Linked DNA regions of Homo sapiens: region 1 is linked to region 2. A link is an interaction called in ENCODE POLR2A ChIA-PET data of the cell type or tissue named here. Cell type or tissue: PC-9. All regions are shown on one strand. Each heading gives the region's core, and the rest is flanking DNA. Links, peaks and the distances in the headings are about the cores only.

Region 1 (15,364 bases), core at 5,439-7,938, 66 kb after region 2:
TGTCCTGGCCCGCAGTCCTCATCCAAATCCCAACCACTTCATTTTGTTTGCTTTGTCTTGTTTGAGACAGGGTCTGGCTCTGTCCCCCAGGCTGGAGTGCAGTGACGCAATCACAGCTCATTGCAGTCTCCATCTCCCGGGCTCAAGCGATCCTCCCACCTTGGCCTCCCAGAGCACTGGGATTACATGTATGGGCCACTATGCTCAGCCCCACCCAAGTAAGAGCGGAGTTTTGTGTGGGCAGGATTCGCTTTTCTGCAGCCCCAGACCATGTGCTGAGTTCGTTCTCCTGGAAAGCAGCAGTGCCTCACGGCCTCAACCCCAGTGAGCTGCCCTCCGGACCCAGAAGAGAAACACACAGTGAGAAGAGCTGAAGGACTGTCTGCCCCAGACTGTGTGCTGAGTTCGTTCTCCTGGAAAGCAGCAGTGCCTCACAGCCTCAACCCCAGTGAGCTGCCCTCCGGGCCCAGAAGAGAAACACACAGTGAGAAGAGCTGAAGGACTGTCTCATTAGAAATAACATCCAGAGGCCAGGTGCAGCGGCTCACGTCTGTAATCCCAGAATTTCAGGAGGCCGAGGCGGGCAGATCATGAGGTCAGGAGATGGAGACCATCCTGGCTAACACAGTAAAACCCTGTCTCTACTAAAAATACAACAAAATAACCCAGGCATGGTGGTGTGCGCCTGTAGTCCCAGCTACTCGGGAGGCTGAGGCACGAGAATGGCGTGAACCCAGGAGGTAGACGTTGCAGTGAGCCAAGATCACGCCACTGCACTCCAGCCTGGGTAACAGAGCGAGATTCCATCTCAAAAAACAAAAAAAGAAAAGAAAAGAAAGAAATAACATCCAGAGGCCAGGCGCAGTGGCTCACTGTAATCCCAGCACTTTGGGAAGCCAACGTGGGTGGATCACAAGGTCAGGAAATCGAGACCATCCTGACTAACATGGTGAAACCCCATCTCTACTAAACATACAAAAAAAAAAAAAATTAGCTGGGCGTGGTGGTGGTCACCTGTAGTCCCAGCTACTCGGGCAGCGGAGGCAGGAGAATGGTGTGAACCCAGGAGGCAGGGCTTGCAGTGAGCTGAGATCGCGCCGCTGCACTCCAGCCTGGGTGACAGAACGAGAATCCGTCTCAAAAAAAGCAAAAAAAGGACTAACATCCAGACTCAGAAAGAAATTCTGGAGGAGAGAGATTTGGGCCAGCAGAGCCTGCAGCAGCAGGGAGGCGAGCCACTTGCCGAGTTCCTGCTCATCCAGCAGAGCCCACAGCAGCAGGCAGGCCAAGTGCCCACTCGTGGATGCCCACTCACCTGACGTCACACACGGGCGGCCGCAGGTCCAGGGGGCCGTGCGCGAAGGCACAGTGCAGCCCATTCTTCACGCAGTGGCCACGTGCGTCTGTCTCGTGGATGCAGGTTCCTGTTTTGTAGTAACGCAGGTGGTACTTGCGTTCTGTGTCCCCCGTCGTCCGGTGCAGGTAGGGACACCTGGGGAGCAGAGAGGCACGCAATGCCTGGTTATCATGGACCCAGAGGCAGCCCTAAGCTCCCTGGGTCCACGCCCTGTCAGCACGTGGCAAGCAGTGAATTCCCTTCCCTTCTTCCAGATTCCTGTTCTAATCAGAAGGACGGACACACTGGACGCAGCACCTGTCCCCAAATGTGGAACCGCCCAGGTACACAGACCACCGCAAACCCCCAGTCAACCAGTCAAACACAGTAAGAAACACAGACCATCGCAAACCCCCAGTCAGCCAAACACAGCAGGAAACACAATGCTGAATTTCCACAAAGCTCATCCTTCCTAATGTTCCAAATAAACCTTTAAACCTGTGTGGGAATGAGAGTTCATGCCCTGCACGCAGGCTGCGTCACCTTCCTTACCCGTCGCAGTCACAAAGTGGGGGCCCCTCCTGCCCAGCGTCCTGCTGCTTTCAGGGACCCCAGGAGGGAGGTAGGGGAGGGAACAAGCACAGGGCCCTGGACGCGGCTTGGGGGACACGAGGGGGATGGGCAGAAGAGGCGGCAGATGGCGTGGTGGGGAACACAGGTGAGGTAGCATCACCATCCCATGGGCCACCTGCAGGCCCAGAGCCATGCTCCTGGGGAGTCACAGGCAGCTCCTGAAGCACGATGGGGTGCAGTGGAGAGGGGAAGCAGCTGCCAAGGCTCAAGTCATAGGCAGGCAGCAGCGACGGAGACAAGGAGACGACACAAACCGCTCTGGCATTCCTGGGCGCCTCCAGGTAGGTCACTCCAGAAGGAGGCAAAGGGACGCACAGAGGACCCTGAGTCATCAATGGTGTCGAGCCCTGGCTGGTCACAGAATCACCCTGAGTGGCCCAAGGGCCAAGGCAGAGGATGACATGGGCCGTCACTGCAGGCCCCCAAATGTAAGGACTGAAACCTTCACCTCCAGCTCCAACTGGGGAGCTCCGTGAGGGCCCCGCCCACCTCACTGTGCACAGGGCTGCAGCCTGGGCACTAGGAGCTCCAGCCAGGGATGGCTGGGGACCAAGAGCGATTCAGCAACACCAGGTCTAGCCCCATCCTCTAAGGTCAGGAAACAGAGACACAGAGTTCAGAGAGGCCGACCCAGGCTCCGCTGGGCACCTGTGATGTGCCAGACACTGAAAGCTGAGGGTCGACAGAGGCAGAAGAAGGGGTGCCTGGCTGGCTCTCAGGGTCCCCAGGAGCCAGCCAAGCAAAAGTCAAATTACAACGCTACCTTGGTACCCAGCGATCCTGCTCCTAAGTACACATCCAAAAAACCTGGAGGCAGGGTCTTCAGGAGACACCTGCACACCCATGTTCACAGCAGCGTCATTCGCAAGAGCCAAGAGGCAGAAACCACCCAAGTGGGCGCCAATGGAGTCAATAAGGAAAGCGCGGGCTTCCATCCACACAACATGGTTAATGCGGGCTTCCATCCACGTGACGGGGTACACGCAGGCTTCCGTCCACAAGACAGGGTAAACGTGGGCTTCTATCCACACAATGGGGTAAACGCGGGCTTCCAGCCACACAGTGGGGTATTTTTCAGACTTAGAAGGAAGGACTGGCACACTGGCTGACATCTGTAATCCCAGCACTTTGGGGGGCAGAGACAGGAGGATTGCTTGAGGCTAGGGGTTCAAGACTAGCCTGGGCAACATGGTGAGTCCCCATCTCTACAACAAATTTAAAAATTAGCCCGGCGTGGTGGTGGACACCTGTGGTCCCAGCTACTTGGGAGGCTGAGGAGGGAGGATCGCTTAAAGCCCAAAAGGCCAAGGCTGCAGTGAGTCGTGATTGTGCCACCACACTTCAGCATGGGCAACAGAGCAAGACCCTGTCTCAAAAAAAAAAAAAAAAAAAAAAAAAAAAAGGAGGCGAGGAAGGAAGGGAGGGAGGGAGAGGAAAGAAAGACAGGGAGGGAGGGAGGGAGAAAGGAAGGAAGGCAGGCAGCCAGCCAGGCAGCTGGGTACAGTGGCTCACGCCTGTGATCCCAGAACTTTGGAAGGCCAAGGCGGGTGGATCACGAGCTCAAGAGTTCAAGACCAGCCTGGCTGGTCTACTAAAAATACAAAATTTAGCCGGGCATGATAGCAGGCGCTTATAATCCCAGCTACTCGGGAGGCTGAGGCAGGGAATTACTTGAACCCGGGAGGCGGGGGTTGCAGTGAACCGAGATCGCGCCACTGTACTCCAGGCTGGGTGACAAGGGCAAAACTCCATCTCAAAAAAAAAAAAGAAACTGGAAAAAGTTTTAAGAAAATGCCTTACTCTTACGGACACCTAGGAGGTGAGAGGGAATACCTAAGAGAAAGCACAGAGCCATTGCTCACGGATGCCCAAGGAGGGGACGCACGAGCCCCCGGGGGTCGGGTGACAAACACGGTTCTCAAACTCATCCGAGACAATCAGTGAGCAGAGCCACGTGATTACACCCAGCACATGGGCACCGCTCTGCCTCACGCTCCAATGCCCTGGACCCACCGAGACCAGAGGATAGGAGGCAGCCAGATCCTGGAGTGCAAGAAGCTGCCCTTCCCTCAGGAAGCTCTCACCTGAACCCAAGGAGGGTCCACCAGACCCCCTTAACACATTCTCGAGACTGCGAGCCACATGCATCAAAATCACCTAGGAGGCCCGTGGCCCATGTGGTCCCCCCAGCTGGTGTGGACGAGGCCCGTGGATCTGCACTGCCGGCTGGTTCCCAGGGAACGTGCGAGAACCACCGGGCTTAGGAGACAGGCAGTGTACACGACTCCCTTCCAGCTTAAGGACGCAGGCATAGGTGGGGGGCCCAGAGCACAGCACTGAAACAGCTGGGGGTGATGGGAGGAACAGGCGTACTCCCATGCCGGGCTATATTGCTAATTTTTTTTTTTTTTGAGACAGAGTCTCACTGTTGCCCAGGCCGGAGTGCAGTGGCACAATCTCAGCTCACTGCAACCTCTGCCTCCTGCGTTTAAGCGATTCTCCTGCCTCAGCCTCCCGAGTAACTGGGATTACAGGCACCTGCCACCATGCCTGGCTAATTTTTGTATATTTAGTAGAGACAGGGTTTCACCATGTTGACCAGGCTGGTCTTGAACTCCTGACATCAGGTGATCCGCCTGCCTTGGCATCCCAAAGTGCTGGGATTACAGGCGTGAGCCACCGCGCCCGGCCTAATTTTTTTGTAGAGACAGAATCTTGCTGTTTCCCAGGCTGGTCCCAAACTCCTGGGCTCAAGCGATCCACTTGCCTAGGCCTCCTGAAGTATTTGGACTGCAGGTATGAGCCACTGCACCCGGATGCCTCTGAGTTTTAAAGACTGCTCGCACGTCCCAGGCCGGCCGTGGGCTTTCCTCTTGCTCCCAAAGCCCAAGCTCATCATGAGATCAGTTTAAACAGCAAATTCTACACACCCTGAAGTGAGTGGAACTTTCACCTACGCCTTAGGTCCTAAGGCATTCAACATTTTAAAATTAAATATTGCAAGAGGATCTTTTAATAGAAAGATCAGACTCCTGGCCGGGCACAGTGGCTCACGCCTGTCATTCCAGAACTTTGGGAGGCTGAGGCAGGTGGACCACCTGAGGTCAGGAGTTAAGAGATCAGCCTGGCCAACATGGTGAAACCCCATCTCTACTAAAAATACACACATACACAAAAATTAGTTGGGCATGGTGGCGCACGCCTGTAATCCCAGCTACTCGGGAGGTTGAGGCAGGAGAATCACTTGAACCCGGGAGGTGGATGCTGCAGTGAGCCGAGATCGTGTCACTGCACTCCAGCCTGGGTGACAGAGGGAGACTCGATCTCAAAAAAAAGAAAGAAAGAAAAAAAAAAGATCAGACTCCAGACCCGCCAGATACAAGCAGCAACAGTTAATCTTAGAAATGGATACTTGGAAAAGTTTCTCCTCCCACCAGTTACTCACAGAATGCACAGTGGAGACCCAGCTAGGCACACCCCGGACCCATCCAGACAGGAGTTCTGCACCTGCCGGACGACAGAGGCCTGGGGAGGCGCACAGGGCAAGCGGGAAGTGTCAGGTCTGTCAGGTGACACCGCCAAACAGAGCTCTGGAAAGAAGACAGAGGCCGGGCGCAGTGGCTCATTCCTGTAATCCCAGCACTTTGGGAGGAGAGGTGGGTGGATTACTTGAGCCCAGGAGTTCGAAACCAGCAAGACCCCACCCCTACAAAAAATACAAAAATTCAGCTGGGCGTGGTGGTGTGCGCCTATGGTCCCAGCTACTTTGGAGGCTGAGGTGGGAGGATCACTTGAGCTCAGGAGGTTGAGGTTGCACTGAGCCAAGATCACACCACTGCACTCCAGCCTGGGCGACAGAGTGAGGCCCTGTCAAAAAAAAAAAAAAAAGGACAAACCTGTGTCTGTGTGTCAATCTGGAAAAGTGGCACCACAGGAATGGGGCAAGCCTGTTTTTTCTGAGAACGAGACCCAGGGTGGCTGCAGGGCCACAGTGCAGGAGCGCTCTTCTGGACAGGGGTGGGCTGGCAGATGGCCACTCGTTCTGTGGCTACACAGCTGCAGGCCACGTGTATTTTTTTTTCCCAATGAAAATGGGCCTAGAGGCTGGGCATGGTGCCTCAGGCCTGTAATCTCAGGACTCTGGGAAGCCTAGGCATATGGATCGCTTGGGTACTCCGGAGGCTGAGGCACGAGGATCAGCTGAGTCCAGGAGGCAGAGGTTGCAGTGAGCCAAGATCGAGCCACGGCACTCCAGCCTGGGAGACAGAGCCAGACCCTGGCTCAAAAGAAAAACAAAAAAAAGATGGACCCTGGAGAGGCCCGGGGTCCCGCGGGGCGCCTTTTCTATTTCTTTACCGCAATCTGTTTAAAGAGAAAAGCAAGCGCCTGCCCCTCAGCTACACCCCCGGGGCCTCAAGGCCACGCCCACATGGGAGCTGCCCCCCCCCCCAACGACCAGGACGGTTCCCACGGGGGCGGGGCTTCACACGTGACCCGGGACAGCCAATCGCGGGCGCGCAGCGGAGGGGCGTGTCGCGCGGAACAAAAGGCCTTTCCCGAGCGGGGCGGGGCGGGGCCGAGATCACGCTGATGCCCACAGGACCGGCACGGCGTGGGGTGCAACAAGGGGCAGCCACCCACCTAGGAAAGGGTGCACAGTGGGGGCACCCACGGGGGCAGGCACCGGAGGGGGTGCCCACAGAGGATAGAGGACGCCGAGAAGTGACCTGGGGAGCCATAGGATGAGGAAGAGAGAAGAGATGACAGCAGGGGCTGTAGGAGGTCACCCTCCACGGAGGGAGGGGTGACGGCAGAGGCGTCCGCAGGAGCTGGTACCGGTGGGGCTGCCCCCAGGGGGGGCTGACAGAGGCAGCAACTGAGCAGGCAGGGGTGGAGCGAGGTGCCAGCCTGCCGTGGAAAGGAGACGCCAGCAGCGGGGGGCCCTCCTGGGGTCCCAGTCCTGCTCTGCCCCACAGCTCAGCCCCAGCACCTCCAGCCACAACCAAGAGCAACGCCTGATACGGGCTAAGGGTCTCTGCTCTCTGATACACATTCATGTGTAAAATAACAGGTTGGTAGTATCAACACCCAAAATAGAAATTTCTTTTTTTTTTTTTTTGAGTCTTGCTCTGTCGCCAAGGCTGGAGTGCAGTGGCGCGATCTCGGCTCACTGCAACCTCCGCCTCCCACGTTCACGCCATTCTCCTGCCTCAGCCTCCCAAGTAGCTGGGACTACAGGTGCCCGCCACCATGCCCAGCTAATTTTTCTGTATTTTTAGTAGAGACGGGGTTTCACCATGTAGGATGGTCTCGATCTCCCGACCTCGTGATCTGCCCGCCTCGGCCTCCCAAAGTGCTGGGATTACAGGCGTGAGCCACCGCGCCCAGCCAAAATAGAAATTTTAAAAACCAATGAACTAAAGAAAAGGAAGGCCCTGTCCTTATTCTGAACGTTCCTTTATTTACAAATTCCGAGGCAACCCTTAATGAGAACCAGAACGGGTACTTCAATAGGACAAACTGGCTATTCCCTTTGTTCAGCGATGAGAAAGTCCCACTCCCGTGGAATGAAGGATAATTATGGAGGAGAGATCTCAGGGGAGGCAGCCTGTCAGACACTTCCTAAAGGGCCGGTCGAAGCAAGTCATTCACACGCTACAAACAAAATCTTAAATAAAATAAGGAAATTTCCTTACTATGTGTGCATATACCCAGGTATCCAAAACAAAACACCAAACAGGCATCTTAGCCCCACTTACCACCCTCAATTATAAACTGTAAGCCATTCAGACAGCAGGCTAATATTTTTGTAATGATGTTATGGAACTGCTACTTGAGCACAGCTTGAAGTGACCACCTAGAGGCAGGCGCTTACTACAGCACTGTCCATCCCTGTAAGAACTGGATACCACCCTGTGCCTAGCAGTGAGGCTGAGTCCACACCAAGACACCCAGACTCCGCAACAAAAACTTATGAGGCCGGGCGCGGTGGCTCATGTCTGTAATCCCAGCACTTTTGGAGGCCAAGGCTAGCGGATCACCTGAGGTCAGGAGTTCAAGACCAGCCTGGCCAACATGGTGAAACCCATCTCTACTAAAAACACAAAAATTAGCCAGGCATGGTGGCACACGCCTGTAATCCCAGCTACTCAGGAGGCTGAGGTACAATAATTGCTTGAACCCAGGAGGCAGAGGATACAGGAGCCCAGATCGCACCACTTCACTCCAGTCTGGTAGATAAAGCGAGAGCGAGACTCCATCTCCAAAAAAAGAAACAGTTATGAAAAGATGCTTTCTCGCCGGGTGCAGGGCTGCACACCTGTAATCCCAGCACTTTGGGAGGCTAAGGTGGGAGGACTGCTTAAGTCCGGGAGGTCGAGGCTGCAGTGGGCTGTAATGGCACCACTGCACTCCAGCCTGGGTGACAAAGCAAGACCCTGTCTCAGAAAAAAAAAAAAAAGAGAGAAAAAGATGCTTTATCTTTATGCATTAAAAGCATCACCTGGCCAGGCACGGTGGCCCATGCCTGTAATCCCAGCACTTTGGGAGGCCGAGGCGGGTGGATCACCTGAGGTCAGGAGTTCGAGACCAGCCTGACCAACATGGAGAAACCCCATCTCTACTAAAAATACAAAATTAACCGGGCGTGGTGGCACATGCCTGTAATCCCAGCTACTTGGGAGGCTGAGGCAGGAGAATCGCTTGAACCCGGGAGGTAGAGGTTGCGGTGAGCCGAGATCACGCCACTGCACTCCAGCCTGGGTGACATAGAGTGCTGCCAATCAGTGCCCTGTATTCAACACTGGAGTGGGGTCAGACAGGCTGGGTGCTCGTCTTCACACTTCCAGGACCCCCACACCAGAGTTAAGCAGCAGTGGCCCTACTTGCAACTCAGGATCCCAGGTCTGGGCAGATAAGGGGCTTGACCAAGGGAAATCAGGGGCTGAGCCCAGACATCAACTAGACAAATACCTGCCTTTGAAAGCCCCATTTGCGGAAAACAGTGGCTTAAAAACCAATTCAATTATGCACTTTCAGAACCGCCTTGAAGTACATCACCATCCTAACCAAAATGGGCTGACTACATTATTTCAAGTTTAGGCATCAACCTGCCTTAACAACACTATGGCCGGGTGTGGTGGTTTGCACCTATAATCCCTGCACGTTGGAGAGGCCAAGGTGGGAAGATCGCTTGAGGCCGGGTAACACAGCGAGACTCCATCTCTACAAAAAAATTAAAAATGAGCCGAGGTGTGTGGTGGCTCACACCTGTAATCCTAGCACTCTGGGAGGCTGCGGTGGGAGGATCTCTTGGGTCCAGGAGTTTGAGACTGAGACCAGCCTGGACAATGTAGCAAAACCCCTTCTCTACTAAAAATACAAAAACAATTAGCCAGGCGTGGTGTAGAGAGTCTATAGCTCCAGAGGCTGAAGTGGGAGAATCACTTGAGCCCAGGAGGTAGAGGCTGCAATGAGCTGAGATCGTACCACTGCACTCCAGCCTGGGCAACCAGAGTGAGACTCGGTCTCAAAAACAAAATAATAAATAAAATAAAATAAATTAGCCAGGAGTGATAGAGCACTCCTGTGGTCCCAGCTGCTCAGGAGGCTGAGGCAGGAAGATGGTTTGAGCCCTGGAGGTTCAAGTTGCAGTGAGCCGTGTTCATGCCCCTGCACTCCAGCCCAGGGCACAGAGCAAGACCCTGTCTCAAAAAACAAAAACAGCCGGGCGCGGTGGCTCATGCCTGTAATCCCAGCACTTTGGGACGCCGAGGCGGGCAGATCACGAGGTCAGAAGTTCAAGACCAGCCTGACCAACATGTAGAAATCCCGTCTCTACTAAAAATACAAAAATTAGCTGGGCGTGGTGGCACGCGCCTGTAATCCCAGCTACTCGGGAGGCTGAGGCAGGAGAATCGCTTGAACCTGGGAGGCGGAGGTTGCAGTGAGCTGAGATGGCGCCACTGCACTCCAGCCTGGGTGACAGAGACTTCGTCTCAAAACAAAAACAAAACAAACACTATTTAACTAATGTACAATTAAAAACATTTCAGTATTTAAAGTTTCTAGCGTCCTTAAAAAAAATTTTTTTTAATTTATCGCCTAGGCTAAGCACTGTTGAAAAAATAAAGGAAAACAGACTTCACAAGGATCTCCGTGCTGAAAGCAGCCTTCAACAGGAAGGTCCCTGGAGAATCAGCTCCTTCCAAAAGATCAGGGGATGAAGACTTCAAGACCGCAACTGCTGCTGTCTCACCCCTAGGCAGGAATGGACCACCCTCCGCCCTCCACCCTCCGCCAGCAGCCCACAGGAAGCAAGTAGAACCTGATACCACCTCCCGCCAGTCTGTGAATATATAATCTGACTTGTATTTTCCCTGTTTTCCCATTTTGCATACTTCAGAATAAAGACATCTGTTCATAACACTATTAGGAACCTTGTAAAAAAAGAAAAAAATCAACCAAAACAAAACCTTGATTTCTTAACTTTAAAAGTGCTACATAGGGGCCAGGCGTGGTGGCTCACGCCTGTAATCCCAGCACTTTGGGAGGCCAAGGAGGGAGAATCACCTGAGGTCAGGAGTTCGAGACCAGCCTCGCCAACATGGCGAAACCTCAACTCTATTAAAAATACAAAAACTTAGCTAGGCGTGGTGGCGGGTGCCTGTAATCCCAGCTATTCAGGAGGCTGAGGCAGGTCACTTAAACCTGCACAAGGCAGAGGTTGCCGTGAGCCAAGATCAAGTCACTGCACTCCAACCTGGGTGACAGAGCGAGACTCAGTCTCGATGCTACATAAATGAGCCTGCACATAAAAACTTTACTGTCTTAAAATTAAAATAAATACGTAAACATCAAGAGACGAAACATCCCAGATATATTCTACAGCGTGAATATTCTAACAAGCTCTCTGTGTGGAAAGCAACCGACCACTACAAAACGCTTCAAAACCTGGCCGGGCGCAGTGGATCATGCCTGGAATCCCAGTACTTTGGGAGGCCAAGGAGGGAGGATCGCTGTGCCCAGGAGGTTGAGACCAGACCAGGCTACAGCAAGAACCCTGTCTCTATAGAAACACAAAACAAGGCACTTGGCCAGAGGTTGGTTCTCATGCAGGAACTGTGTCAAATCAGAGTGGGAAACAGCTAGGCACAGTGGCTCACACCTGGAATCCCAGCACTTTGGGAGGCTGAAGCAGGAGGATTGCTTGAGCCCAGAAGTTCAAGACCAGCCTGGGCAATGTAGTGAGACCCCATCCCTACAAAAACTATGCAAAATTAGCTGGCATGGCATGAGCCTGTAGTCCCAGCTACTTGGGAGGCTGAGAAGGGAAGATCACTTGAGCCTAGGAGTTGGTGGCTGCAGTGAGCCGTATCCTATCATTGCACTCCAGCCCCAGCGACAGAGCAAGACCCTGTCTCAAAAAAAAAAAAAAAAAAAAAAAAAAAAAAAAAAAAAAAGTGGGGCCGGGTACGGTGGCTCATGCCTGTCATCCCAGCACTTTGGGAGGCCGAGGTGGGTGGATCACCTGAGGTTGGGAGTTCGAGACAAGCCTAACCAACATGGAGAAACCCTGTCTCTACTAAAAATAAAAAATTAGCTGGGCATGGTGGCACATGCCTGTAATCCCAGCTACTCCGGAGGCTGAGGCAGGAGAATCACTTGAACCTGGGAGGTAGAGGCTGCAGTGAGCCGAGATCATGCCATTGCACTCCAGCCAGAGCAACAAGAGTGAAACTCCGTCTCAAAAAACAAACAAAAAAAAGTGGGAGGTGAAGCAAAATTGGTTTGAGTCACACAAGGGTTACCCCTAAAACACACATAATCCCTCGGGAACTGGCCTGAGAATAGGAAATGCCGCCCCAGCATCCCTGGTCACTAGAAAATTTCAGCGTATAATTACGACTCCCTCTGCAGGGGCCAGGTATGGACACTAAGGCGTCCGCTGAGGGTCCCGGCCGCATCCCCGGGTGGAGGCCCCCCACCTCCGCCCAGGCAGCGGCGCCCCCTCGCGGCCGCTTACTCGTCGCCGTCGGGGCACACGCCGGTGGCTTCGTTGTACTTGGAGCAGTACACGTCGGGGCTGTAGTTGAAGGTGCCGTCGCGCCTGCGGAGGGGCCTGCGGCGCCGCTGGTTGAGGAAGTGCCAGTGGAAGCAGGTGAACGGCCGGTGCTGCGCGCACTTGTGCTGTGAAAACAGGGGGCACTGCTCCGTCCTGAACTCCTTCAGGTACCTACAAACACAGACAGCGCCGCGGCTCGCTTCCGGCAGCACCTCCAGGGACTCGGACTCGTGGGCGGCGGGACCCACCGGCCTCAGGAGCCTCAACCCAGGGTCGACCCGTACTCACATTCCCGGCGGGCCCCAGGCGCTGCGCCCACCCCCATCCCGACTCCAGACGCGACCCTCACCCGACCTCGTAGCCCAGGCGCTGACCCTGGTCCCCAAGCCCAAGCGCCACCCCGGACCCTGGGCGACCCGCTGTGACCTCACGGTCGGCAGCCGGAGCAGAGGGTCCCGGTCCCCGAGCCCAGGCGCAACCCCCAACCCCGGGGCGTTCCTCCCTCCCCAGAGGCGCGTGGACCCCGGAACCAGGTGCCATCCCAGACCATGGGCGCCGCGCTCCGACCTCAGGCGGAGGCCGCCGAGAGCAGAGGGTCGTGGCCCCCCCAGCCCAGGCGCTGCGCGGAGGCCGGGGGGCGCGGGGGCGGCGGAGGCGGCGCGAGCCCCGGCGGGAGGCTCCGAGCTGCACCGGGCGCGGGCGGGGGGCCGCAGGCCGGACGGGCGCTGACCTGTAGTGGGTCGGCTTCTCAGTCTGCGGGGGGGACCCGCTCAGCGCCGCTGCCGCCGCTTTCGAAACCGACGGCATTTTCAGTCAAAACAATGCAGCGCGCATGCGCCGCGCCGGCGCCCCCGCCCCCGGATATCCCCGCGCGCCCCCGCGGCCACGCCCCCCGCGGCCCCGCCCCCAGCCCGCAGACCCCGGCCCCGCCCCAGCCCCGCGCCCCCCGCAGCCCCGCCCCCGGCCCGCAGACCCCGCCCCAGCCCCGCGCCCCGCCCTGCCCTGCCCTGCCCTGCCCTGCCCTGCCCTGCCCTGCCCTGCCCTGCAGCCCCCGGCCCGGGACGCTGGTCCTGCCCGGGGCCGCGCGTGGGACCCGCGATGGTCGCCCCTGCTGTGACATGACCCGACATAACCGTGTATTTTACATGAATTAATCACAAGAGTTGTATCTCAATAGAGCTGCTCTTCCACAAACGAACCAAGAGGCTGATGTCAGGGGGAGCCAGGCACCGGGCGGAAGGGCCAAGGGGTCCTGGCCTTTGTAGAAAGGAATTTGTTCCATTTCGAACCTTGACCTCAAAAACTTATACTCAGAGATTTATCTACAAAGGTAATTATCACAGTTATTTTGCAAACACTTGAGGTCCCCCTTCCCCCAACAGCGCAGTAGCTGAGAAAAGGGAAAACTCTAAGTGCTCTGCGTGATTTGAAACAGTGCTTCCGAAGAATTTTTAGTGGTAGGAGGCCGGGCGCGGTGTCTCACGCCTGTAATCCCAGCACTTTGGGAGGCCGAGGCCGGCGGATCAGCTGAGTTCGGGAGTTTGACAACAGCTTGGCCAACAGTGAAACCCCGTCTCTACTAAACATACAAAAATATTAGTGGGGTGTGGTGGCTTGCGCCTGTAATTCCTGCTACTCCGGAGGCTGAGGCAGGAGAATGGCGTGAACCCGGGAGGCGGAGGTTTAGTAGTGAGCCGAGATTGCGCCACTGCACTCCAGCCTGGGTGACAGAGTAACACCCTGTCTCAAAAAATAAAAAAGAAATTTTTAGTGATATGAAAAATGTGCCCATTGGCCGGGCGCGGTGGCTCACGCCTATAATCCCTGCACTTTGAGAGGCCGAGGTGGGCGGATCACGAGGTCAGAAGATCGAGACCATCCTGGCTAACACGGTGAAACCCCGTCTCTACTAAAAATACAAAAAAAAAAAAAAAAATTACCCGGGCGTGGTGGTGGGCACCTGTAGTCCCAGCTACTCAGGAGGCTAAGGCAGGAGAATCACTTGAACCCAGGAGGCGGAGCTTGCAGTGAGCCGAGATCGCGCCACTGCACTCCAGCCTGGGCAACAGAGCGAGACTCCGTCTCAAAAAAAAAAAAAAAAAAAAAAAAAAAAAACGAAAAGAAAAATGGGCCCATTTAGGTTGAAAGCAAATCACTTCCTACAGATTTGTTCCAAGTATCTCAGGGTTTTTTTTAATATTAATACTGTAAAACAACAAAAACTATCATTTGCTGGTAGGATAAATTTCTTCATAGGTTCACATTTTCTTTTTCTTTTGGCGGGGGGCGGGGGGAGGAAGGAGTTTTGCTCTTGTTGCCCAGAGTGGAGTGCAATGGCACGATCTCGGCTCACTGTTGCAACCTCCGCCTCCTAGGTTCAAGGAATTCTCCTACCTCAGCCTCCTGAGTAGCTGCGATTACAGGCATGCACCACCGCGCCCAGCTAATTTATTTTTCGTAGAGACGGGGTTTCTCCACATTAGTTAGGCTGATCTCGAACTCCCGACCTCAGGTGATCCACCTGCCTCAGCCTCCCAAAGTGCTGGGATTACAGGCGTGAGCTACCGCGCCAGCCAGGATCACATTTTCTTAATGAATTATCTCTACAAACATTACATTTAAATCTTAAAATGATAATGAAGAACATATTTTCAAGTGAAGTCAAGCAGGAAAATGAAGTCAAGCAGGAAGGGCAGGGCCTGCAAATTCTTCAGAGACGAATAAACAGATCTTGAAGACTCCCAAGGTGCTAGGAATGGAAAGGGAGTCTAGGGTGACGCCCAGGTCTCTCGCTTGCAAGGATACAGAGCAAGGGAGAAGAAACAGGTTTGGGGGAGATGAATTCCATTTTGGAGTTTAAGGAGCCTGTGAGCTGTCCAGCAGAGGTGTCTAGGGAGCCTGCTAAAGCTAGGAAACAGATTTGGAGCCTTAGGGTTTAGGAATTTGGGGATCTTTGCTGTAAAGGTATGAGTGAAGACACCTGCTGTTCCTCCACACCCTGGGGGCATCTTCCTTGAAGAAATCAAAGGAAACTGATGTAAGACTTAAGGATTGAAAGTATCATGTTTTTTCATGCTTTGGAAGAAATGTTCTTTAAAGTCTAGGGTGGTACCTGAGTTATATAGACAGTTCATCAGCTTAGACGTGACCATTTGGTTAACACCTTCCTTGAAAGAATTTTTTGTTTTTGTTTTTGAGATGGTTTGGTTAACATCTTCCTTGAAAGAATTTTTTTTTTTTTTTTTTTTTCTGAGACAGAGTCTCACTCTGTCGCCCAGCCTGGAGTGCAGTGGCATGATCTCAGCTCACTGCAAGCTCCACCTCCCGGGTTC
Region 2 (9,491 bases), core at 4,016-6,515:
GGCCTTCCAGGGGGCTTCCGGGTCTGCCTGGGCCCAGGCTCCGGGCCTTGGCAGAGGGCAGCTCTGTCCCAGCGGTGACATCTGGGCTGCTGCTGCTGCTGCTGCTCCAAGCAGGAGGCTGACAGGTTGGCTCAGTTGTCATGGCAACATGAGGGGAACTGACGCTGGATGGACTGGGAGGGAACTGTAGCCCCTACACCCGGCATTTTCCAGCGGGGCCCGGCTCGCTTCATGTTCTCGTTTGTACCAACTATGGGGAGCAGGCCCTGCTTTGTGGGGACACTGCCCCCCACCTTCTACTGTCCACCTCAGGTTTGCTGACCAGCTCCTGGGGTGAGGAGGGGGCATTGACCCCCGCTGTGCTTGGTGAGCGAGGACCCCCAGGCAGTCCCCTCCAGGGCCTCCTGGCCACATGGGCATCCTCCACCCAGGATGTCAGGGTTCTGGCGAGTTTTTACCTCCTACATAGGAGAGCTGGGTACCTGGCATCCGTCCTGGCCCCAGAGTCGGCACGGGGGCTGGGGGAGCTGAGTGCTGTGGCCCAGATCTTGGTCCTCTTGATGCAGCCCCAGGAAACAGGCGCCTCCTGCTGTGCTGTCGCGGGGAGGGGTGTGGGGGGCGAGTGTGGCAACCGCCTCCCTCGCCAGTGAGACCCCATAAGTCCCTGATGGACCCCCAGCTCTGGGTGGGCACCAGCCCCGCCTTTGACAGCATTTGCTACCTCCTCCCTGAAGCCGCCCTGCAGGGGGCGCAGGGACTTAGCCGGTCACCCAGCAGGTGTGGGGACAGGAGCCCTCACCGCCTGACCAGGTGCCCAGCGCCATCCAGGCTGTGGGTGAGCTCCCAGGCCTCTGCCCCACCTCTTCCCGCCCCACCCCCCCACCCCCCCGCCTGCTGTGGTGCACGGAGGGTTGAGTGGACGACCTGAGGCTGCGGGCTGTGCTCTCTGCTGTAGGTCACCCGCCATGTCGACCTTGCTGGACATTAAGAGCAGCGTGCTCAGGCAGGTGCAGGTGTGCCCGTCCTTCCGCCGCAGGACTGAGCAGGACCCAGGGAGTGCCAGCGCCGACCCGCAGGAGCCTGCCACGGGGGCCTGGTGGGTGCCGAGGGGCCCAGCCCCACACGCCCACAGGGCCATTTCCCGCCAGACTTCACACATGGCCGCCCCTGCCCCAGCACCCCTGGGCGGGAAGGAGGGTCTGCAGTTAGCTGTGCCACACTGTGGATGTCACATGGCCCTTCCTGCCCCTGGAGTCGAGGGTCCCAGGCAGGGGCCAGCGTGCTGAGAGCTGTGAGCTGACCCGGCTCTTTCTCCAGGAAACCCGGGGATGGCGTGGAGTTCTTTGCCCACATGCGCCTCATGCTGAAGAAGGGGGAAGGCAGACAGGGCTTGCCGTGCCTCGAGGTAAGGGTGCCACCCCCAGGGCCCGATACCACAGCCCAGCATGGGGCTCCCCCTTTGCTCCTCCCCGCTCCCTCCTGCCCTCGCTCCCACCTCCTGGGGCACCACCTGTCTTCCCTGCTGCAGGCCTGGGGCTCTCCCTGCCGTCAGAGCCCTCACCCTGGGCCCCACACACAGGTCCCCCTGCGCAGTGGCTCGCCAGCACCCCCGGAGCCTGTGGATCCCAGCCTCGGCCTGAGAGCCCTGGCCCCAGAGGAGGTAAAGGTGGGGGTCGGAACCAGGGGCAGTCGTCTGCAGCGGCTGCTCCCTCAGCCGTTTAGAGGCACCTACTGTGTGCACAGGGTCTGGTGATGGCAGAGAGCCAGGGTGAGTGGGTGGGTGAGTGAGGAGCGGAGGGGCTCCTGGTGCAAAGAGGCAGAGGTGGGGCCTGGGCTCAGGCAGACAGGAGGTGCTGCTGAGGGCTGGGGGCCTGGGACGCGGCACTGTGGCCGCCCTTCCCCCACCTGCAGGTGGAGATGCTCTACGAGGAGGCCCTGTACACGGTGCTTTACCGCGCGGGTACCATGGGCCCTGACCAGGTGGACGACGAGGAGGCCCTGCTCAGCTATCTCCAGCAGGTCAGCCCACCCTGACCCCGACCCAGACCCTGACAGCTTCCCCACCTCAACCCCTTCCCCACCCACTGACACCATCATCACCCAAACAGTATGCAGAATCTCCCCGATCCGTGCACAGCACACAGAGACGGCTGCAGGTGCACACACACACACGCACACAGGCTGCAGGTGCACACAGACACACGCACACAGGCTGCAGGTGCACACAGACACACACACAGGCTGCAGGTGCACACAGACACACGCACACAGGCTGCAGGTGCACACAGACACACGCACACAGGCTGCAGGTGCACACAGACACGCACACAGGCTGCAGGTGCACACAGACACGCACACAGGCTGCAGGTGCACACAGACGCACGCACACACACAGGCTGCAGGTGCATACAGATGCACACGCACACAGGCTGCAGGTGCACACAGACACACGCACACAGGCTGTAGGTGCACACAGACACGCACACACACAGGCTGCAGGTGCACACAGACACAGGCACACAGGCTGCAGGTGCACACAGATGCACAGGCACACAGGCTGCAGGTGCACACAGACACACGCACACAGGCTGCAGGTGCACACAGACACACGCACACAGGCTGCAGGTGCACACAGACACACACACAGGTTGCAGGTGCACACAGACGCATACGCACACAGGCTGCAGGTGCACACAGACACACACACAGGCTGCAGGTGCGCACAGATGCCCAGGCACACAGGCTGCAGGTGCACACAGACACACGCACACAGGCTGCAGGTGCACACAGACACGCACACAGGTTGCAGGTGCACACAGATGCACGCACATAGGCTGCAGGTGTACACAGACATGCACACAGGTTGCAGGTGCACACAGATGCACACGCACACAGGCTGCAGGTGTACACAGACACACGCACACAGGCTGCAGGTGCACACAGACACGCACACACACACACAGGCTGCAGGTGCACACAGACACACACAGGCTGCATGTCTACACAGACACACACACATACATGCACATAGGCTGACAGACGCACCTCGAAGGACGCTCCCGGCTTCCACCTGCATGTGCTCTGAACTCCCCTGTCCTCCCGTGGCCCCCATTCCCACGCATGCACTTGCGTGGCCCTCATCACACCCACCATCTCTGGGCATGCCCAGGCCCCTTGGCACAAACCCTCTGCCGCTGCCTCCCAGGCTTCCCCCAACCCTGCACCCGTGAGGACTGAGGTTGGGTGTCTGTGACGGGCTGAGCCCGAGGTCCCAGCACAGTGGCCAGCCTCGCTTCAGGGGTTGCCTAGGCCCTGCCAACCCAGCCACCCTCCACAGGTGTTTGGCACCAGCCTTGAGGAGCACACTGAGGCCATCGAGCGAGTGAGGAAGGCCAAGGTGAGGCCGCCACTGCCTGGGCAGGCACTGACCAGCACGTGCCTGCGTGGCGGGGGCACGGGGCAAGGCCCTGTCACCTCCATGCTAAGTAGGGCATCTGGGGGGCAGCTCAGCCTCACCAGGCCCCCCACGCCCCTCTGTCCACAGGCCCCCACGTATGCCCTGAAAGTCTCTGTCATGCGTGCCAAGAACCTTCTGGCCAAGGACCCCAACGGTGAGTGGGGACCCAGCAGACCTCGGCTGCGCCGAGGCCTGGCGGCCATGGAGGGCCAGAGGGCGTGGGGCCAGGGCTGAGACGCCTGCCGTGCCCAGGCTTCAGCGACCCATACTGCATGCTGGGCATCCTGCCTGCCTCGGACGCCACGCGGGAGCCCCGTGCACAGAAGGAGCAGCGCTTCGGCTTCCGCAAGGGCAGCAAGCGCGGTGGACCCCTGCCTGCCAAGTGCATCCAGGTCACCGAGGTGAAGAGCAGCACCCTGAACCCCGTCTGGAAGGAGCACTTCCTCTTGTGAGGCCCTCGCCCGTCTGGGTGCGGGAGGGGGGCTCTGCCTGGGGTCCAGAGCTGGGCTGTGCCTGGAGGGTGGTGGCTCGCAGCAGCTCCCGGTCTCTTTGGGGCCGTGTGCCCACTTTCCAGAGGAGAAAACTGAGGCCCAGAGATGGGCGTTGTGCCACCGGGGCCACACGGCTGGCAACACCTGGCGGGATCAGGATTTGGACCTGAACAGCCTGTCTGGAGAGCGGGTGCTTGTGGCCTGGTCCCTGCTGCTTCTGGACTCCCTGACCCCGGCCTGGGCAGAGCCTCGCCGGGGACCCTCATGGGCATCTCTGTTCTCCTTGTAGCGAGATTGAGGATGTGAGCACGGACCAGCTGCACCTGGACATCTGGTACAGGCCCCTGCGCCATGCAGGGCGGCGGGGATGCACACCTTTTGCGGGGGAGCAGGACGGACTCAGGGCCCGGCTGCGGGCTCCAGACAAGCCAGGTCCTCCCCTGTCCCCACCAGGGATCATGACGACGATGTATCCCTGGTAGAAGCGTGCAGGAAGCTGAATGAAGTCATCGGCCTGAAGGGCATGGGCAGGTATGACTGCTGGGACCTTTCTACCCATCACCCGTGCCCTCAGCTTGGTCATGGGGCCCGGCGGGCAGTGGCTCCCCAGGAGCCATCAGCGTGATGCTCACCACCTGTGGTGGCCAGGTACTTCAAACAGATCGTCAAGTCAGCCCGCGCAAACGGGACAGCAGGACCCACCGAGGACCACACCGATGACTTCCTGGGGTGCCTCAACATACCTGTCCGGGTGAGTGGGTGTGGGGTGGGGCTGGTGACACTTAGAGAAGGGCCTGGGGAGTGTCCCAGCCTTCAAGGGGCAGGGCACTGCCTGGAGAAGCTCCTGCTTTTGGGCCTCCACTGAGTGCGCTTGTCACCCTCATTCCCCGGAGAAGGGAAGCCCAGGCCATGTGGTCTCTCCAGGGTCTCACAGAGTCAGTGTGGAAGGGGAGGGGGAGGAGTCTGGTGGGCCTGACCCCCATGCTACCCCCAGGAGGTGCCTGTGGCTGGCGTCGACCGCTGGTTCAAGCTGGAGCCACGCTCCAGTGCCTCGCGTGTGCAGGGACACTGCCACCTGGTTCTCAAGCTGATCACTACGCAGGTGGGGAAAGTGGGCGTCCCCGTCCTCCACCCCCGTCCTTGGGGCGGGGGCAGAGCTGGTGACTGGGTGGGCTCTGCGTTGCAGAGGGATACGGCCATGAGCCAGCGCGGGCGATCCGGCTTCCTGTCCCACCTGCTGCTGCTCAGCCATCTGCTGCGGTTGGAGCACTCAGCAGAGGAGGTAGTGGGTGCGCCTAGGATTGGAACAGCCCGGCAGGGGGCCTGAGGAGGGGATGTGGGGCTGTCCCGCCTCCACCCACGACAGACCTCCTCCCCCAGCCCAACTCCAGCAGCTGGCGAGGAGAGCTCAGCACACCAGCCGCCACCATCCTCTGCCTGCACGGAGCCCAGAGCAACCTGTCACCCTTGCAGCTGGCCGTGCTGTGAGTGGGTGGAGCTACGAGTGGGCGGGGAATGTGGGCGGGCGTGAGCGAGTGGGGCATCGGGGGCCATGCGGTGAGTGGATGTCGTGGCTGGGAGGGTGGGGCAGGGAAAGGGGCGGTGCTGAGTAGGTGGGGCTGCGCTGATTGGGCGGGAAGGGAAGGGGGCGGTGCTACGGGTAGGTGAGGCAGCGAAAGGGGCGGTGCCATGAGTAGGTACGGCAGCGCTAATTGGAGGGCAGGGAAAGGGGCAGTGCTATGAGTAGGCGCGGCAGTGCTGATTGGGTGGGGCAGAGAAAGGGGTAGTGCTGTAGGCGGTGCTGAGTGGGCATGGCAGGGGCGGGGTTCATACCCTTTGACCATGGGCCGGGCCCCACAGGCACTGGCAGGTCAGCAGCCGCCACCATCAAACCTGCACGCTGGACTACAGCTACCTGCTGGGGCTGCTGGAGGACATGCAGGCACACTGGGAAGAGGCTCCTTCACTGCCCCAGGAGCAGGTGGGTGCAGCCGGGACCTTCTTGCCAGCCATGGCGAAGGGAGTGCTGGGGACTGGGGTCGCTCAGTGCCGGTCGGCGAGGGGCAGAGTCCTGCCCGCGTGGGGGTCAAAGACAAATGGACAAACTGTATGACGTGGGCGAGAGCCAGCGCTCTGCAGAAAGGAGACGGGAGACTCGTGGGAGTCACCTCGGGGGGCGGCCAGGACTTAGGACAGGGCTGGGGAAAGCCGCCAAGGTGGCGCCCATCTGAGCGACAGGAGGGAGCGGCCCTGGCAGGACGGACGTGGGAACTGCAGGGGCACAGGCCCTACGTGAGCTGCGTGGGTGGAAACCGAGGCTGGGACAGGCCGTCTGGGACAGGCCGACTGGGCCTGTGGAGGGTGCTGCTCAGAGCAGAGCTGGGCTGACCATGCCCGGGGAAGGGTGTTGCGGGCCAAGGCAGGGAGGATGTTTCTCCTCATCAGTGGCCGGTCGGGGCTGCTGGCACTGAAGGGCCCTGTCCCCACAGGAGGAGAGCCTGGCTGATAGCCTTTCCGCCTTCTCTGAGTTCGGGCTGCAGCTGCTGCGCCAGCTCCGAGACTACTTCCCTGCCACCAACAGCACCGCTGTCCACCGCCTGGAGCTGCTGCTGAAGTGGGTGCAGCGCCGCGTGTCAGCGTGGGTGGGGGCGGCTGGCAGGGCAGGCCCCACGTCAGCGTGCTGCCCCCACCCAGGTGTCTGGGCAAGCTGCAGCTCTTCCAACCCTCCTTTGAGATCTGCCCCTTCGAGTCGGAGCTGAACATGGACATTGCTGCGGCCCTGAAGGTGTGTTCCAAAGCCCAGTGGAGGCCGGCTGCTAAGCCCTCCCTTCCCCTTCCCTGCCTTCCCGTCCCCTGCACCTCTGCACCACGGTCTCTTGCCCACCTCTTCCTCTTCCCTGCAATCCACCATGCTGTCTTGGTGGTGTCTGTTGCAGAGAGGCAACCGTGAGTGGTACGACAGGATCCTGAATGACAAGAGTCCCCGAGAGCAGGTGCAGTTGTGGGGGACCCTGGCCATGAGGGGTACGGGCAGCCGAGAGGTGGGTACGAGCTAGGCTTCCTTGCAGCCAGGACCACAGCGCCTGCCTGGGCTGGTTGTGCTGGCTGACGCCGTCTATGATGACCTTCAGTTCTGCTACAGTGTGTACGCCAGCCTCTTCCACAGGTGGGCCTGGCCCCTCAGTGCTGTCCTGGGGCTGGGGTCGGAGCCAACAGGGCCTGCAGGTGGGGCGCAGGTGGATGAGGTGTGTCCCTTGCTCTGCAGCATCCTCAATGTGGACGTCTTCACCCTGACCTTCCGGCAGCTGGAGCGTCTGGTGAGGAGGGTCCCTGACCCCGGGTGCCTGCCAGGCATGGGGAAGTGGGCAGATGCCCTTGGCTAGGACGGTCCTGGGATTCCTTGCTGCTGGAGGCCTGATCCTGCTGTCCCGGACAGGTGGCTGAGGAGGCGTGGGTGCTGACGGAGGAGCTGAGCCCCAAGATGACCCTGGAGGTGGCCTCGGGGCTCTTTGAGCTCTACCTGACCCTGGCTGACCTCCAGCGCTTCTGGGATAGCATCCCTGGCCGGTGGGTGCCCCGTCCCTATCTCTTGCAGACAGACTTTGGGACCAGGGCCCCAGGACCTGTGAGGGGGACGGTCCTGGAGCTGTGAGCCTGGAACGTGCTGGTTAAGGTGTCTGAGTCAGGGCCGAGCCCTCACAACCCTCCCACCACAGGGACAGCCGCTCTCTGGCCCTGGCTGGCATCCACGCCCCCTTCCTGCCTGCTGTGAAGCTCTGGTTCCAAGTGCTGAGGGACCAGGCCAAGTGGAGGCTTCAGGGAGCCGTGGACATGGACACGGTGACAGCTGCCCTGGCCTGAGGACACTGGGGCTGGTCCAGGCCCCCAGCCTCCCCCGCCTCCCCAGCAACCCCAGCCTCCCCAGCAACCCCCAGCCTCCTCCGCCTCCCCAGCCTCCCCCTCAACCCCAGCCTCCCCGGCCTCCTCCGCAACCCCAGCCTCCCCAGCAACCCCAGCCTCCCCAGCAACCCCAGCCTCCTCAGCAACCCCAGCCTCCCCCGCAACCCCAGCCTCCTCAGCAACCCCAGCCTCCCCCACAACCCCAGCCTCCCCGGCCTCCTCCGCAACCCCAGCCTCCCCCACAACCCCCGCCTCCCCCACCTCCCCAGCCTCCCCTGCCTCCCCAGCAAACCCAGCCTCCCCTGCCTCCCTAGCTGGAGCCCGTGGACGCCTCCTCCAGGCACAGCAGCTCCGCAGCCACTGCTGGTCTCTGCCTCAGCCACATCCAGGAGTTGTGGGTGCGCCTGGCGTGGCCTGACCCTGCCCAGGCTCAGGGGCTGGGCACCCAGCTTGGCCAGGTGTGTGGGTGGGCCCTGGGGGTGAGGGGAACGGGTGGGAGAGGAGATGGGGCAGGGGAGGGCTCCATGGCTCCCCACCGCCATCCCCTCCTCAGGACGTGTGTGAGGCCACCCTCTTCTATACGGAGCTGCTTCGGAAGAAGGTGGACACTCAGCCAGGGGCGGCCGGTGAAGCAGTGAGCGAGGCGGTGAGTGACCAGCTGGGGAGGGGAGCCGGCAGGAGGTGGGGGGCCATCACCAGGCCCCGGACCCATCGTTGCCTGGCCACACCTCCTCCAGCTCTGCGTGGTCCTCAACAATGTGGAGCTCGTGCGCAAGGCTGCTGGGCAGGCCTTGAAGGGCCTGGCATGGCCAGAGGGGGCCACGGGGCCCGAGGGGGTGCTCCCCCGCCCTCTGCTCAGCTGCACACAGGCCCTGGACGATGATCTGCAACGGGAGGCCCACACGGTGACAGCGCACCTGACCTCTAAGGTGGGTGGGGCCTGGAGACCAAGGCGTGGAGGCAGTCCCTGGTGCCCCCTGCCCGTGCTGAGCACTGCTCCTGCCCTCAGATGGTGGGCGACATCCGCAAGTATGTACAGCACATCAGTCTCTCGCCTGACTCCATCCAGAACGATGAGGTGAGTGCCGGGGCGAGGGGCCGTGGAGGACTGTGTGTACTGGGGGTAGGGCAGAGGTGCGGGGTAAGCCTGGCCTGACCACCCCTGCCCGCAGGCCGTGGCCCCGCTCATGAAGTACCTGGATGAGAAGCTGGCCCTGCTGAACGCCTCGCTGGTGAAGGGGAACCTGAGCAGGTGCGGGCGGGTGGGGTGGGATGGGCTGGGCTGGCCCGTGGTCACTGAGGCCGCCCTGCAGGGTGCCGGAGGCCCTGTGGGAGCTACTCCTCCAGGCCATTCTGCAGGTGGGGCCAGCGGGGCAGGTGGGGCTGGCCCGTGGTCACTGATGCTGCCCTGCAGGGTGCTGGAGGCCCTGTGGGAGCTACTCCTCCAGGCCATTCTGCAGGCGCTGGGTGCAAACCGTGACGTCTCTGCTGATTTCTACAGCCGCTTCCATTTCACGCTGGAGGTAGAGCTCTGTGAAGGAGTCCTCCCCGCCGGCCCCCGCCTCAGGGCTGCTCTGATCCCTCCCTTTGTCCCCACTGGCCTGCCTGGTCTCCTGTGGCTGGAGAGCAGCCACTCCAGGGCT

The links. Peaks named below come from ENCODE experiments on the same cell type or tissue, not always from the same donor. Only the 100,000 strongest peaks of a DNase experiment are listed, where the experiment ranks them.
Region 1: POLR2A ChIA-PET joins it to region 2 with 60 read pairs; 14 of 35 experiments call an interaction of 5 or more read pairs at or near these places.

The regions. Positions count from the first base shown.
Region 1 is chr16:1,401,853-1,417,216 of GRCh38, forward strand. UNKL (unk like zinc finger) reads right to left here and starts at 12,852. Exons shown (of 15, transcript NM_001372107.1): 1 at 12,763-12,852; 2 at 11,994-12,203; 3 at 1,316-1,492. The coding sequence starts at 12,839. UNKL-AS1 (UNKL antisense RNA 1) reads left to right here and starts at 6,542. Exons shown (of 2, transcript NR_188570.1): 1 at 6,542-7,040; 2 at 10,077-10,399. RefSeq lists silencers at 6,320-6,497, 6,376-6,425, 6,476-6,545, 6,816-6,965, 11,847-11,996 and 3 more and enhancers at 11,753-12,327, 12,328-12,902, 12,903-13,477, 13,478-14,051. In PC-9, for the core only: no CTCF peak of the experiment used is centred there; a DNase peak (open chromatin) is centred at 6,459; H3K4me3 peaks cover 910 bases.
Region 2 is chr16:1,337,585-1,347,075 of GRCh38, forward strand. It overlaps BAIAP3 (BAI1 associated protein 3), which reads left to right. Exons shown (of 34, transcript NM_001199097.2): 2 at 956-1,096; 3 at 1,318-1,405; 4 at 1,580-1,660; 5 at 1,912-2,019; 6 at 3,338-3,397; 7 at 3,545-3,611; 8 at 3,710-3,905; 9 at 4,238-4,282; 10 at 4,402-4,479; 11 at 4,597-4,699; 12 at 4,943-5,050; 13 at 5,135-5,230; 14 at 5,329-5,432; 15 at 5,809-5,929; 13 more. The coding sequence starts at 966. Among named protein-coding and RNA genes, the nearest start is that of BAIAP3, 8.7 kb to the left of the region's middle. RefSeq lists enhancers at 785-1,634, 4,525-5,073, 5,980-6,029 and a silencer at 5,330-5,789. In PC-9, for the core only: no CTCF peak of the experiment used is centred there; a DNase peak (open chromatin) is centred at 5,547.